Regions from separate parts of the Homo sapiens genome. Here regions 1 and 2 are each linked to region 3. The links are chromatin contacts, found by Hi-C or POLR2A ChIA-PET in ENCODE. All regions are on one chromosome and are shown on one strand. Each heading gives the region's core, a stretch centred on a gene start or an enhancer-like site at or near the end of the contact. The rest is flanking DNA. Distances are from core to core; before and after follow the strand shown. Region 1 holds the start of ZNF764 (zinc finger protein 764). Region 2 holds the start of ZNF689 (zinc finger protein 689). Region 3 holds the start of PHKG2 (phosphorylase kinase catalytic subunit gamma 2).

Region 1 (4,054 bases), core at 376-2,875, 190 kb after region 3:
CTCCCATACACAGTAAGGGAGGAGACCATCCCTCATATTGTCTTACGCCCAATTTCTGCCTCCAAAGAAAGAAGAAGTAAAAACTCAAAGGCAGAAATGGAATCCACAGGCAGACAGCCTGGCGCCACACCCTGGGCCTGGTAAAGATCGACCTCTGACCTAATCAGTTTTGTTATTTATAGATTACAGACATTGTATAGAAAAGCACTGTGAAAATCCCTGTCCTGTCCTGTCCTGTTCTAATTACCAGTGCCTGCAGCACCCAGTCACATATCCCCTGCTTGTTCAATGGATCACGACCCTCTCACGGGGACCCCCTTAGAGTTGTGAGCCCTTAAAAGGGACAGGGATTGCTCACTCGGGGAGTCGGTTTTTGAGATGTGAGTCTTGCCGATGCTCCCAGCCGAATAAAACCCTTCCTTCAACTCGGTGTCTGAGGGGTTTTGTCTGTGGCTTGTCCTGCTACAACAGGACATGTATGAAGTCACGTGGAGCACAGAATAGACCATCAGAAAGTGAGAGAGAGGTCTGGGGGAGAGTTGGTGACATTTACTAGATAAAGACCCTAGGGGAAGCAGATTGGGGCAAGAAAGGGATGAGTTGGATTTGAGTAGAGGAGCCTTGGGCCATCTGTCCAGGGGCAGGATGTGAGGGGAGGTGAGAGCCCGGCTGCAGCTACAGGGAGACTGGCAATTGGGAGGCGTCCTGAGCAGCACATGGGAGAAGCTCCTAGAAGAGAGGACCCTCTGACTTTCTCAACCTTACCCTACTCTCCCCACTGCCTCCGCCATCTAGAAACTTCCAGAATTTCAGGCCCCAACAAGCCTACGATGGAGGAGGTTCTCCTGTATCCACTCCTTTTTCTTTCTTTCTTTCTTTTTTATTTTTGAGACAGAGTTTCGCTCTGTCGCCCAGGCTGGAGTGCGGTGAGGCAATCTCGGCTCACTGCAAACTCCGCCTCGCGCGTTCAAGCGATACTCCTGCCTCAGCCTCCCCAGTAGCTGGGATTACAGGTGCACGCCACCACACCTGGCTGTTTTTTTGTGTGTTTTTAGTGGAGACGGGGTTTCACCATGTTGGTGAGGCTGGTCTCGAACTTCTGACCTCAGTTGTTCCGCTGGCCTCGGCCTCCCAAACTGCTGATTACAAGCGTGAGCCACTGCGCCACGCCCACTCCATTGGTTTTTTTACACTCAACATTGGGAAGAGACTGCTGTTGCCCTGTTTCTGAGATAACAAGGACAAAACGAGAGAGTGATGAGCTGGAGCCCGATTATAAAACGGTCCACAAACGAAAACTAATGCCTGAGTTCAGTAAGGCCGGGAGGCCAGCTCACTCCCGCGAGGCGCTCTTTTGTTCGTGCAAACCGGGGCGGAGCTCTCTGCTGCACCGCCTCGCCGGGCCGGGGCGGAGCTCTCTGCTGCACCGCCTCGCCGGGCCGGGGACTAAACATGCGCGGCTAGTTTTCAAGGCCGGCCTCTGTATTAGTCACCGCGGCCATTTTGGATGAGGGTACGGAGAGAACGCGGACTGGAGATACCGGGGGCGTTGTCTTGGGCACGACTGCGTAGGGGCAAAGGTCGAGTACCCGCGCCGCCGCCATTTTTTATGAGGGCATATTCCATTTCTGATTATACACCCGCTGCCATCGGCACCGTTAGTTTCCACGCCCTCTAGTGCGCCCTCGGGGGCCCTAGTAACCTCCCTCCTTCCCTTGGGCCCGGGCCGGGGAGGCTTTCTCGGGCGCAGGAGGTTCCGCAGGCCCAGGCCAGGCCAGGGGAGGCAGCCGATCCGTCGTCGGGGTTGACAGTTACCATGGCGCCGCCTCTGGCCCCGCTCCCTCCCCGGGACCCAAACGGGGCCGGACCCGAGTGGAGGGAGCCGGGGGCTGTGAGCTTCGCGGACGTGGCCGTGTACTTCTGCCGGGAGGAGTGGGGCTGCTTGCGGCCAGCGCAGAGGGCCCTGTACCGGGACGTGATGCGGGAGACCTACGGCCACCTGAGCGCTCTCGGTGAGAGCCCCACCTGCTCGCCTGAGCCCTGCGCCCCCACAGGCCCTGCCGCGCCTCTGGGAGCTGCGCGTGAAGTTGGGGGCCCCGGGGCCGGGCAGGTGGCCTCCCCGCAGCGTGGGGTTTGCGTTCTTCTTCCCTAGGAATCGGAGGCAACAAGCCAGCTCTCATCTCCTGGGTGGAGGAGGAGGCCGAACTGTGGGGTCCGGCTGCCCAGGATCCGGAGGTGGCGAAATGTCAGACACAAACGGACCCAGGTGGAGTATCGGGTGCTCAGTCCCATGGGGACTTCTCTGTTCCTGTCCCATCCCGGTACCCTCTGCCACCTCCAGCTACCTGCTTAGCAGTTTCCTCTCTGAACTGCCTTCTCAACTGCGACGACGAGGCTGAGCCCCTGCGTGGCTCCCAGATGCAGCCTAGAAAGGAGCTGTGATGGGGGCTCTGGCCCTGCCATACCCGCCTCTGAGTCCTCACCTCTGCGTGGTCACTACACTCTGGGGGCTTTTTTTGGTGTTTTTGTTTTAGAGACAGGGTCTCGCTTTGTTGTCTAGGCTGAGTGCAGTGGCGGCATCATAGCTCACTGTAGCCTGGAACTCCCGGGCTTAAGCAGTCCTTCCACCTGGGCCTCCAGAGTAGCTAAGACTGTACAGGTGCTCGCCACGAAGCCTGGGTAATTTTTTTTTTTAGACAGAGTTTTACTCCGTTGCCCAGGCTGGAGTGCAGTGGTGCCATCTCAGTTCACTGCAACCTCCCACTCCCAGGTTCAAGTAATTCTCCTGTATCAACCTCCCAAGTAGCTGGGATTACAGGCGCCCGCCACCAAGCCTGCTTAATTTTTTTTTTTTTTTTTGAGACAGAGTCTTCCTCTGTCGCGCAGGCTGGAGTGCAGTGGCGCCATCTCGGCTCAGTGCAAGCTCCGCCTCCCTGGTTGACGCCATTCTCCCGCCTCAGCCTCCCCAGTAGCTGGGACTACAGGCGCCCGCCACCACGCCCGGCTAATTTTGTTTTTGTGTTTTTAGTAGAGATGGGGTTTCACCATGTTAGCCAGGCTGGTCTCGAACTTCTGACTTTGTGATCTGCCCGCCTCGGCCTCCCAAAGTGCTGGGATTACAGGCGTGAGCCACCGCGCCCAGCCAATTTTTTGTATTTTTAGTAGAGACAGGGTTTCACTATGTCGCCCAGGCTGGTCTTTAACTCCTGGAGCTAAGCGATTCGCCTGCTTCGGCCTTCCAAAGTGACCCACTGCGTCTGGCCTAATTGTTTTAAATTGTTATGTAATATATATATTTTATAGAGGGGGTCTTGGCTCTCGGTGTGTTGCCCAGGCTGGTCCTGAAATCCTAGGCTGATCCTCCTTCTCTACCTCCCAAAGCGCTGGGATTACCGCCTTGAGCCCCCACGCCCAGTCTCTTAAACTCTGTTGACTCTACCTCCACCTCAGGACCCACCCCTGCCGTTCACCTGCAGGCTGGTTCCTTTCTCCCCGTCCGCCCCCCTTTTTTTCTTTCATTTCTTGCCCTCAGCCTTTGCAGAGTATCCAGCCCCACTGAACTTGGCCATGCCCTCCTGGTTCTGCCTTTCTTGGTGCTGTTCCTGCTGCCTGGAACATCCTCAGGTGTCCGTTCCTCCTTCTGGATCAGGCCCAGATGTTCATGTCATCTCTGCCCTTCCCCCACCGTGACATTTCCCCAGCCCCGAGGCGGAATGGGCTGTTCTCTCCCTCCCGGCTCTGTCTGGCTCTGCAGCCGAGGAACAGGTGTCACTCCTCCATCTCCCAGGAGCAGCCGGGGATCCAGCAGGCCTGTCCCTGTCCACGCGGGCTGTGGGATTCAAGGACCAGGATGAGCCGAGCCTGAACTCTCCCCTCTTTATCTCTCAGCAGATTCCAGAAACAAGAAAAAGGAAAGACAAAGGGAAGGGACGGGAGCCCTGGAGAAGCCCGACCCTGTGGCCGCCGGGTCTCCTGGGCTGAAGTCTCCCCAAGCCCCCTCGGCCGGGCCCCCTTATGGTTGGGAGCAGCTGTCCAAGGCACCGCACCGGGGACG
Region 2 (4,535 bases), core at 45-2,544, 140 kb after region 3:
ACTCCTGTAATCCCAGCACTTTGGGAGACCGAGGTGGGCGGATTGCTTGAGCTCAGGAGTTCGAGACCAGCCTGGGAAACATGGCGAAACACCGTCTCTACCAAAAATACAAAAAATTAGCAGAGCACTGTGGGTGCATGCCTTCACTCCAGCCTGGGCAACGGAATGAGACCCAGTCTCAAAAAAAAAAAGCGAATAACTAATGGCTCCGGTGCTGTGGCTTATGCCAGTAATCCCAGCCCTTTGGGAGGACGAGGCAGGAGGATCACTTAGCCTAAGGGTTCGAGACCAGCCTGGGCAACACAGGGAAACCCTGACTCAACAAATAACATAAAAAATTAGCCAGGCGTGGTAGTGCACACCAGTAGTCCCAGTTACTCTGAAGGCTGAGGCAGGACGATTGCTTGAGCCCAGGAGTTAGAGGCTGCAGTGAGCTGAGATTGCACTACTGCATTCCATCCCGCCCGGGTAACAGAGTGAGACCCTGTCTCAAAAAAATAAAAATAAGGCCGGGCATAGTGGCTCACGCCTGTAATCCTAGCACTTCGTGGGGCCGAGGTGGGTGAATCACTTGAGGTCAGAAGTTCGAGACCAGCCTGGCTAACATGGTGAAACCCCATCTCTGCTAATAAATATGAATATTAGTCAGGAGTGGTGGCACGCGCCTGTAATCTCACTTACTCGGGAGGCTGAGGCAGGAGAATCGCTTGAACGTGGGAGGTGGAAGCTGCAGTGAGCCGAGATTTCGCCACTGCACTCCAGCCTGGGCGACAGAGCACGACTCTGTCTCAAAAATAAATAAATAAAATAAAAATAAAAAATAATAAAGATGAAATATGTAATATGCTGGGCATGGCGCCTGCCCCCAGGAAATGCTAACCATAATTCCCTCCCCTAAAGGGCAAACAAAGAAGATAACCATTCTCCAAAGTCAAGGATGCTCTGAGAACACCAGTAAAAGGAACTCAGGATAATCTCAGCTCTAACTCGGCCAGAGTGGCTCCATCGCTCAAATCGTTCCCTCCTTCAGTGATTGGCTGAGCCTGCCAGAGTCGAACAGCGGAAAGCAGCCCCGGGGCCTCTTGCTGCCCCCAGGTCGGTGCAAGTCGCTTCACAACTCCTTGTAGTCGCCTGATCCTAGCAGTCCAGCTTCCTGCCCTTATGCAGCTCTTGGCTTCGTTCAAACGGACCGCCTTTGCTAGCACCCAATCAGAACGCTCGATCTTCGGCTCTCGTCCAATGAACGCGCGTATTGGGGAGGGGAAAAAAGACGGCGTGAAGCCCAATCGCAGCGCCATTACACTTGAGGGCAAAGAGGTTAGGAAGCCGGCATGGCGCTCCGGTCAATAAAATCGATAGCTGGAAGCTGCCTGTGTTCCAGGCAAAGGCGGTGCGGTAGCAGCGCCGCCATTTTCCCCGAAGGCATCTTCCGGTGCCTTTCACCCAAGTTCGGGCAGGAGTTTCCTGAATAACAGCAAAAGGTTTCCGTTAGCCCCGCGGGCGACCAATTCCGATTCCCTCCGGGCCTCCCCGGCCACGCTCAGCCCTGGTCCGGCAGGGGCTCCTCGATCCCAGGGGCCGCCAGCGCCCGAGGGCCGAGGCCTGGACACGGAAGGCCGTGGCGCCGGCTTCTCGGGTCCCATGGCGCCACCTTCGGCTCCGCTCCCTGCGCAGGGACCAGGAAAGGCCAGACCCAGTCGGAAAAGGGGCAGGAGGCCGAGGGCTCTGAAGTTCGTGGACGTGGCCGTGTACTTCTCCCCGGAGGAGTGGGGCTGCCTGCGGCCCGCGCAGAGGGCCCTGTACCGGGACGTGATGCGGGAGACCTACGGTCACCTGGGCGCGCTCGGTGAGGCCGGCCCCATCCGCTGCCGCGGGGCGCGAAGGGATGCAGGAGCCGGAGAGGGTGTAGGCAGGGAGGCCACGGTCCTGGCAGGCGACCAGGTTGTCAGGGGAGGTGGGCAGGGGCTTAGCAGGAGGTGCCGTCGGGGAGATACTACTCGGCGTGATCTAGGAGCTGGCCTTCTGATTTGTTCTCTTTCCCCAGGGTGCGCAGGTCCCAAACCAGCCCTCATCTCCTGGTTGGAACGAAACACCGATGACTGGGAACCGGCTGCTCTAGATCCGCAGGAGTACCCGAGAGGGCTAACAGTCCAGAGAAGTGAGTGCTAAATAACCACGCAGAGCCTGCAGCCCTCCTATAACGTTCTACCTCTAACGGCTCTGTCCAGAGTTTTGGTTGGGCTAGGGGTGGGTGCCGCGTATTTAGTATATTCATCTTCCCAGCCTCTTGTGTCTGGTGGTGTGGGGCCGGTCCACCACACAGAGATTCCTATGTCAGTCTGCAAGCTGCAGTTTTCCACTGTGTGAATGAATCAGTGGGCTTATTCTTCGTCTTTTTTTTTTTTTTTTTTTTTTGTAGAAACATTGTCTTGCTCAGTTCGGTCTTGAACTTCTGGCCTCAAGCGATCCTCCTGCCTTGGCCTCCCAAAATGCAGGGGTTACTGGCGTGAGCCATTGCAGCCAGCCAGAATCAGTGAGCTTTTAACAGGTGCTACCCTCTGCCTCCTTTCCAGGATCTCTGCCTCTAGCCACCTTTGAGTTGGACCAAAGAGATCCTAAACTTCTCAGAGTTTTCTGGGTTTTGGTTGAAGGGAGCTCATGGGGAACAGCTGCCTGGGATGCAGGGGCCTCTTTCTGCTCTTACGGCAGGATGACCCTTATCAGCGAAGGACATACTGCAATCTCCTCAGAATCCAACAAGGCTCTGCTTAACCCCATTCAGGTAGAAGGGTCCCAGATCCACCCATAGTAGAAGATGGAGCTGTCTGGGCTGGAATTTCAGAGCCAGATTCTTCAAGACCAGGGATAGCTGTCCAAGATTCAGATCTGACCATGATATTTCCTTGCTTAAAACTTTTCAGTTAATTTTTGCCAAGGTTGTTAAATGGCCATTGGTTATATCTAAATCACTTGGGGAACTTGGTAAAAACGCAGGTTCCAGGACCCCATCCCAGAGCTATTCATTCACTCGTGTGAATGTTTAGGAACTTCCATTTTTTAAATAGCCTCAGCTGATTCAGATGTGCATCTAGGTTTGAAAACCGGCCGGCTGGTGGCTCATGCCTGTAATCCCAGCACTTTGGGAGGCCGAGGTGGGTAGATCACTTGAGGTCCGGAGTTCAAGACCAGCCTGACCAACATCGTGAAACCCCGTCTCTACTAAAAAAATACAAAAATTAGCCGGGCACTATGGTGGGCGCCTGTAATTCCAGCTACTCAGGAGGCTGAGGCAGGGAGAATTGCTTGATCCTGGGAGGTGGAAGTTACAGTGAGCCGAGATCATGCCAGTGTACTCCAGCCTGGGTGCCACAGTGAGACTCCATCTTGGGGGAAAAAAAAAAAGAAAAGAAAACCATTGGGTAAAATACAGTCCAAGGTCTTTAACAATGCTAACAGCAGTGGTTCTCAAAGCGTGGTCTCAGACCAGAAGCAGCATTATTTGGAAACTTGTTAGAAATGCACATTCTTGGACCCTACCCCAGACCTGCTGAATCCAAAGCGGGCACTAGGGCCTGGCATTCTGTTTCAGTAAATCCTCCCAATGATTCTGATCACAGTGGAGTTTGAGAACCATTGGCTTAGAGGGCCTTTTGACCCAGTCACTGCTAGCTCATACCTCATAGGTTTCCATATCTTGCCTTACACTCTTTTGTGTGTGTGTGAGACGGAGTCTTGCTCTGTTGCCCAGGCAGGAGTGCAGTGGCACGATCTCAGCTCACTGTAACCTCTTGCTCCCGGTTTCAAGCAATTCTCCTGTCTCAGCCTCTGGAGTAGGTGGGACTACAGGTGCCCACGATCACACCCGGCTAATTTTTAGTAGAGACAGGGTTTCTCCATATTGGTCAAGCTGGTCTCGAACTCCTGACCTCAGGTGATCCGCCTGCCTTGGCCTTCCAAAGTGCTGGGATTGCAGGTGTAAGCCACCGCGCCCAGCCTGTCTTGCTTTTACACTTTGTGTCTAAGAAGATCTTAGGGCCTGTGCACACTGTACACTGAGCCTTGGGACTTATGTTTCTTTTCTTTTTTTTTTTTGAGACGGAGTTTTGCTCTTCCACCCAGGCTGGAGTGTAGTAGTGCAATCTTGGCTCACTGCAACCTTTGCCTTCCGGTTTCAAGTAATCATCTTGACTCAGTTTCCCAAGTAGCTGGGATTACAGGCGCCCGCCAGCATGCACGGCTAATTTTTGTATTTTTAGTAGAGACGGGGTTTCACCATGTTGGCCAGGCTGGTCTCGAACTCCTGACCTCACAGTCCGCCCACCTTGGCCTCCCAAAGTGCTGGGATTATAGGAATGAGCCACTGCGCTTGGCTGGGACTTACGTTTCTAACACTGCATAATTTTAATTCTTTTTTTTTTTTTTTTTTTTTTTTTTGAGATGGAGTCTCACTCTGTCATGCAGGCTGGAGTGCAATGGCGTGATCTTGGCTCACTGCAACCTCCGCCTCCCAGGATCAAGTGATTCTCCCACCTCAG
Region 3 (4,445 bases), core at 1,010-3,509:
CCATTGACTAGAAGACCAAAGCTGAAAATTAGATCTTAGTGCAGACCCCAGATTTGCTACCAATTAACCTAAGTGGTCCCCTGACATAAGGTTCTTGGACTTCAGCTGTGAAATGCAGCCAACAGCATCCTGAAGGGATGTTGAAGGGCATTCATGAGGCACACACAAAGTCCTAGACAAGGATTTCCTTGCTCAGGCTATCACCAACTCCATATGACCCTACACATTCCTCAGACTAAGGAGCAAATCCCTCCAGGATCCAGCCTCAAATCCTGTTTCTTATCCTGGTTCCCTGGCTGCCCTTCGCAGAGCCTTACTGTTATGCTCTCTGGGGCCTCCTTGGCCTCACATAACTCACTTGGGAATTCGGCCACCCACATCTAGTTAAATCAAGGGATGTAAACTATTGATCCACAGGCCAAACACAGCCCTCAGATGTGTTACGTTTTGGCCGGTGCAATTTTTTTTTTATTTTTTTACACAAATCTGAATTCATACATCATAGGTGGGGCAAAACCCTCCACCTTCCACAACACTTCCTACTCTCTTACTCTTGGCCACTTCACAGTTTCAATTTCCTGCGCAACCACTAAGGGCATCTGAGTTTGAGGCCATGTTTTAATTATGACCCAGCTTTAATGAGCCTCTTTGAGAATCTGATGAAAGCTGGAGACATCTACCACACGCATACATTTTTGCGATTTTAAAGACCCCCCCCTGAACTCCTACTCATACCTCAAGACCCAGCCCAAAGGTGACTCCTCCTGAGAAGGTGTGCTTTTCTGGAATCCCATAGCACTTGATACAGACCTCTACCTATCTAGCCTGATGCCTTTTTAACGTTCACGTGCCAATTTCAGTCACTTCGGGTGGAGTACCTCCAGGGCATACGCATCTTTTCTGCCCTCCCCGTGTTGAGCTTTGTGTTGAAGGCATAAATGAATGAATCCGTGAAAAAATGGGGTTGACCCAAGGTAAGAGTCTAGTCACTAGGTGTTCTCCACTGATCACTGATTCTTCCCATTTAGAACTATTCAGTCAACCAGGCGCGGTGGCTCACGCCTGTAATCCCAGCACTTTGGGAGGCTGAGGCGGGCAGATCACGAGATCAGGAGTTCAAGACCAGCGTGGCCAATATGGTGAAACGCCCGCCTCTACTAAAAATATAAATTAGCCGGCGTGGTGGCGCGCGCCTGTAATCCCAGCTACTCGGGAGGCTGAGGCAGGAGAATCACTTGAACCCAGGAGGCAGAGGTTGTAGTGAGCCGAGATCGCGCCACTGCATTCCGGCCTGGGCGACAGAGCGAGACTCCGTCTCAAAAACAAACAAACAAACAAACAAAACCAACTATCCAGTCTTCTCCTGAGAAAACCTGAACTTGAAAGACACACACACACACACAGACACACACACCACCACCACCAGCACCACCAGCACCAGCACCACCACCACCGAAAGACACACACACACACACACACCACCACCAGCACCACCACCAGCACCACCACCAGCACCACCACCACCAGCACCACCACCAGCACCAGCACCACCACCACCAGCACCAGCACCACCAGCAGCAGCAGCAGCAGCAGCACCACCACCACCACCACCACCACCACCACCACCACCACCACCACCACCACCACCACCACCACCACCACCACCACCACCACCACCACCACCCGCGAACTCTCCAGCCTTCAAACGGAAGCGGGAATGCTGGGGCTCGACCTCTTTGGACCTCCGTTTCCCTGGCCGCGGCCTTACCTGCCGATGACGTCCTTAGGGTCGTACTTCTGGTAAAACTCTTTGGCGGCGGCCCAGTCGGGCAGCTCATCCTCCGGCCCCACGTCCAGCGTCATCCTGAAGGAGGCGGGGGCCTGCGCGGAGGAGGAGGGCAGTGAGGGCAGGGAGGCCCACAGGCTCTGAGACGACCCGCATGGCGGCTCCCGGGGGCGCAGCCCTTGCAGCTGGGGCGCCAGGGTCCTGGGGGGTGGGGGGGGGTGGGGGAAGGACCCGGACTGGGGAGACCCCGCAGAAGAGCCTGGGGGCGGGAGGATGGCAGGGCAGGGAGGGGAGTGGGGAGATGTGCCCAGGAGGCAGGGGGAAGGGGCGCAAGGGCAGGCGGCTGTTGCCGCGCAGGCGCATTCGGGCGGGCGCAGGAAGGGGACGGGGGTCTAGCGCAGGCTCACCTGAGGGGGCAGGCAGAGGAGCCAGGGTCGACGCGAGCTGCGCTGTCGCCGGGTTTGCCTGCAGTCGCTCACCTTAACCCCCGGCGGCGGGCGACAACCCAAGGCTCCGCCTCCATCCTGCCCGCCAATGGTCAGCGCCGCCCGAAGACTGAGGCTCAGAAGCCCTTCCAATTGGAAACCGGCCGCCCAATTGGGGCTGGGGCGTGAGTCGGCGCTCGGCTGGACCTAAGGCTGCAACGCGACGCCGGGGCGCGGCTTCAGACGCGGCCAATCACCGAGTGGCATCTGCGGGACAGCAGAGGGCGGAGCTTGTTGTCACGTGGGCTTGGAGGCCTGGAATGGGACCCGGAAGTTGGGTTTACTGGGAAACGTGATCTCTGGGTGGCGGGGAAGCAGGACCTTCCCGCGCCTCTAGTTCCCAGACTTGAGCAGGGTTCCCTCGGTCTCCTCCAAGCATCCCTAACTGAATTCAGCATTTTCTCTTTTTTCAGACAGGGTCTCGCTCTGTAGCCCACGCTGAGGCTGCAGTGTAGTGGCGCGATCATAGCTCACTGCAGCCTTGAACTTCGGGGCTCAAGCGATCCTCCCGCCTCAGCCTCCCAAAATGCTGGGATTACAGGCTTGAGCCACAACGCCCAGCAAGCTCTTTTCAATATTAGCAGCCTGGCCCAAAGCGCCTGTCCTGAGTACACTCCAGCCCTTAAAACATTTGGACACACGCAGCTTGGACTCCAGCTTGGCCTCTTAGTTCGGACTTAAAATGCCAGAGGAAGCCTTTTCTGTGTCCGCTTCAACTCCTCCTAAATACATCCAAAGCCCTAGCGTTTACTATCTGGGATTTACACACTTTCTCAATCTTCCACCCTCTCCCAAAAGCCTTGTATCACACTCTGTTCTAAACCCACCAGGTTGTTAGATTCTGCCAGGAGTGACTCAGTGCATAGCTCAAACCTGGCATTCACTAACAAATTTTTATGACCGTCTAAGACCTAGGAACTAGACTGAGAGCAATGAAACAACACACACACCCCTACCCTGTGGAGGTTATGTTCCAGCCAAAGAGGAAAAGAATTAACTTATCTCCCTACAGCTATCTTAGAAATGACACTTTGGGATTACAATTATGAGGGAAGAAAAATGAATTCAGGTAACTTTTTATAGAGTACTATGACTCTATACCATCAATCTAAAGGCAAAATTGCAAAAAATCTTGAACTTTACTTAGATTTGTTGTTTGGTAATATAACAGGATAATAATTCTGAAGCTGAGTAATCAATATATTGATGTGACTGGAAGCCAAGGTTCTTAACTGTGGGAATCTGGAATCTGGAATCTGGAATGGGGAAAGTGGAGAAAGAACCCTATGATTGACTGGAATTTTTAAAAAGATTTTTAAAAGATGTAAAGTAGATAACATTAACTATTTACTGGCTCTTACCTCTGCTTTCAGAATGCCCTAAGCAGTAACTTCCCAGTAGAACGCCTAGTGTCTAGATGCTGATTTCTCAATAACAGTACCCAATAAAAGGAACTAAGTCTTTTCAGGAGAAATGGCCAATTTCTAGGCTTCAGCAGGGAAAGTACAAGGTGAGTCTGGAGTGATTTGTGCCAGACATTACTAATGAGCGGGGCTTATCACAAGGACACAGGAACCAGATTGAAAGGGTTTCCATAGGTCAATATCGGGGATAAAAATAATAATGAAGAGCATGAGGGAACTTGCTGATGTGCTGCAAATGTTATATTCCTATAGGTGGTGAGTGACTGACTACACAGGTTTATTTACGTTAAAACATTCGTCGGCTAGGCACGGTTAACTCACGCGTGTAATACCAGCACTTTGGGAGGCTGAGGTGGGTGGATCACAAGGTCAGGTCGAGACCAGCCTGACCAAATGGTGAAATCCCATTTCTACTAAAAATACAAAAATTAGCCGGGCGTGGTGGCACACGCCTGTAATCCTAGCTACTCAGGAGGCTGAGGCAGGAGAATCACTTGAACCCAGAAGGCAGAGGTTGCAGTGAGATCACACCACTGCACTTCAGCCTGGGTGACAGAGCGAGACTCCATCTCAAAAAAAAATAATAATAATCAAGCTGCACACTTAAGATCTATGCGTTGGGCCGGGCGCGGTGGATCACACCTGTAATCCCAGCACTTTGGGAGGCCGAGGCGGGTGGACCACGAGGTCAAGAGATCGAGACCATCCTGGCCAACATGGTGAAACCCCGTCTATACTAAAAATACGAAA

What was found. A loop is a pair of places that touch in the nucleus more often than their neighbours do. ChIA-PET counts read pairs that join two places held with the same protein, here RNA polymerase II (POLR2A). Pooled maps may share reads with other maps.
Region 1: a map of B cell shows a loop between it and region 3 (17-fold over the local background). The contact joins the promoter of ZNF764 here to the promoter of PHKG2 in region 3. A Hi-C loop is called at or near these places in 1 of 168 maps with a recorded cell type or tissue (B cell) and 5 of 50 pooled maps. POLR2A ChIA-PET finds 5 or more read pairs at or near these places in 2 of 52 experiments (IMR-90 and PC-9).
Region 2: a loop to region 3 is called in a pooled map, with 5 times the contacts of the local background. The contact joins the promoter of ZNF689 here to the promoter of PHKG2 in region 3. A Hi-C loop is called at or near these places in 5 of 50 pooled maps. POLR2A ChIA-PET finds 5 or more read pairs at or near these places in 3 of 52 experiments (CD4-positive, alpha-beta memory T cell, RWPE1 and naive thymus-derived CD4-positive, alpha-beta T cell).

The regions. Positions count from the first base shown.
Region 1 is chr16:30,555,945-30,559,998 of GRCh38, reverse strand. It overlaps ZNF764 (zinc finger protein 764), which reads left to right and starts at 1,625. Exons shown (of 3, transcript NM_001172679.2): 1 at 1,625-2,012; 2 at 2,153-2,266; 3 at 3,892-4,054. The coding sequence starts at 1,817. RefSeq lists enhancers at 1,496-1,635, 2,176-2,737.
Region 2 is chr16:30,607,148-30,611,682 of GRCh38, reverse strand. ZNF689 (zinc finger protein 689) reads left to right here and starts at 1,294. Exons shown (of 3, transcript NM_138447.3): 1 at 1,294-1,846; 2 at 2,045-2,158. The coding sequence starts at 1,642. LOC124903678 (a long non-coding RNA gene) reads right to left here and starts at 1,209. Exons shown (of 2, transcript XR_007065051.1): 1 at 920-1,209. RefSeq lists an enhancer at 298-1,267 and a silencer at 1,555-1,604.
Region 3 is chr16:30,746,239-30,750,683 of GRCh38, reverse strand. PHKG2 (phosphorylase kinase catalytic subunit gamma 2) reads right to left here and starts at 2,259. Exons shown (of 10, transcript NM_000294.3): 1 at 2,194-2,259; 2 at 1,769-1,881. The coding sequence starts at 1,863. RefSeq lists silencers at 2,033-2,172, 2,213-2,512.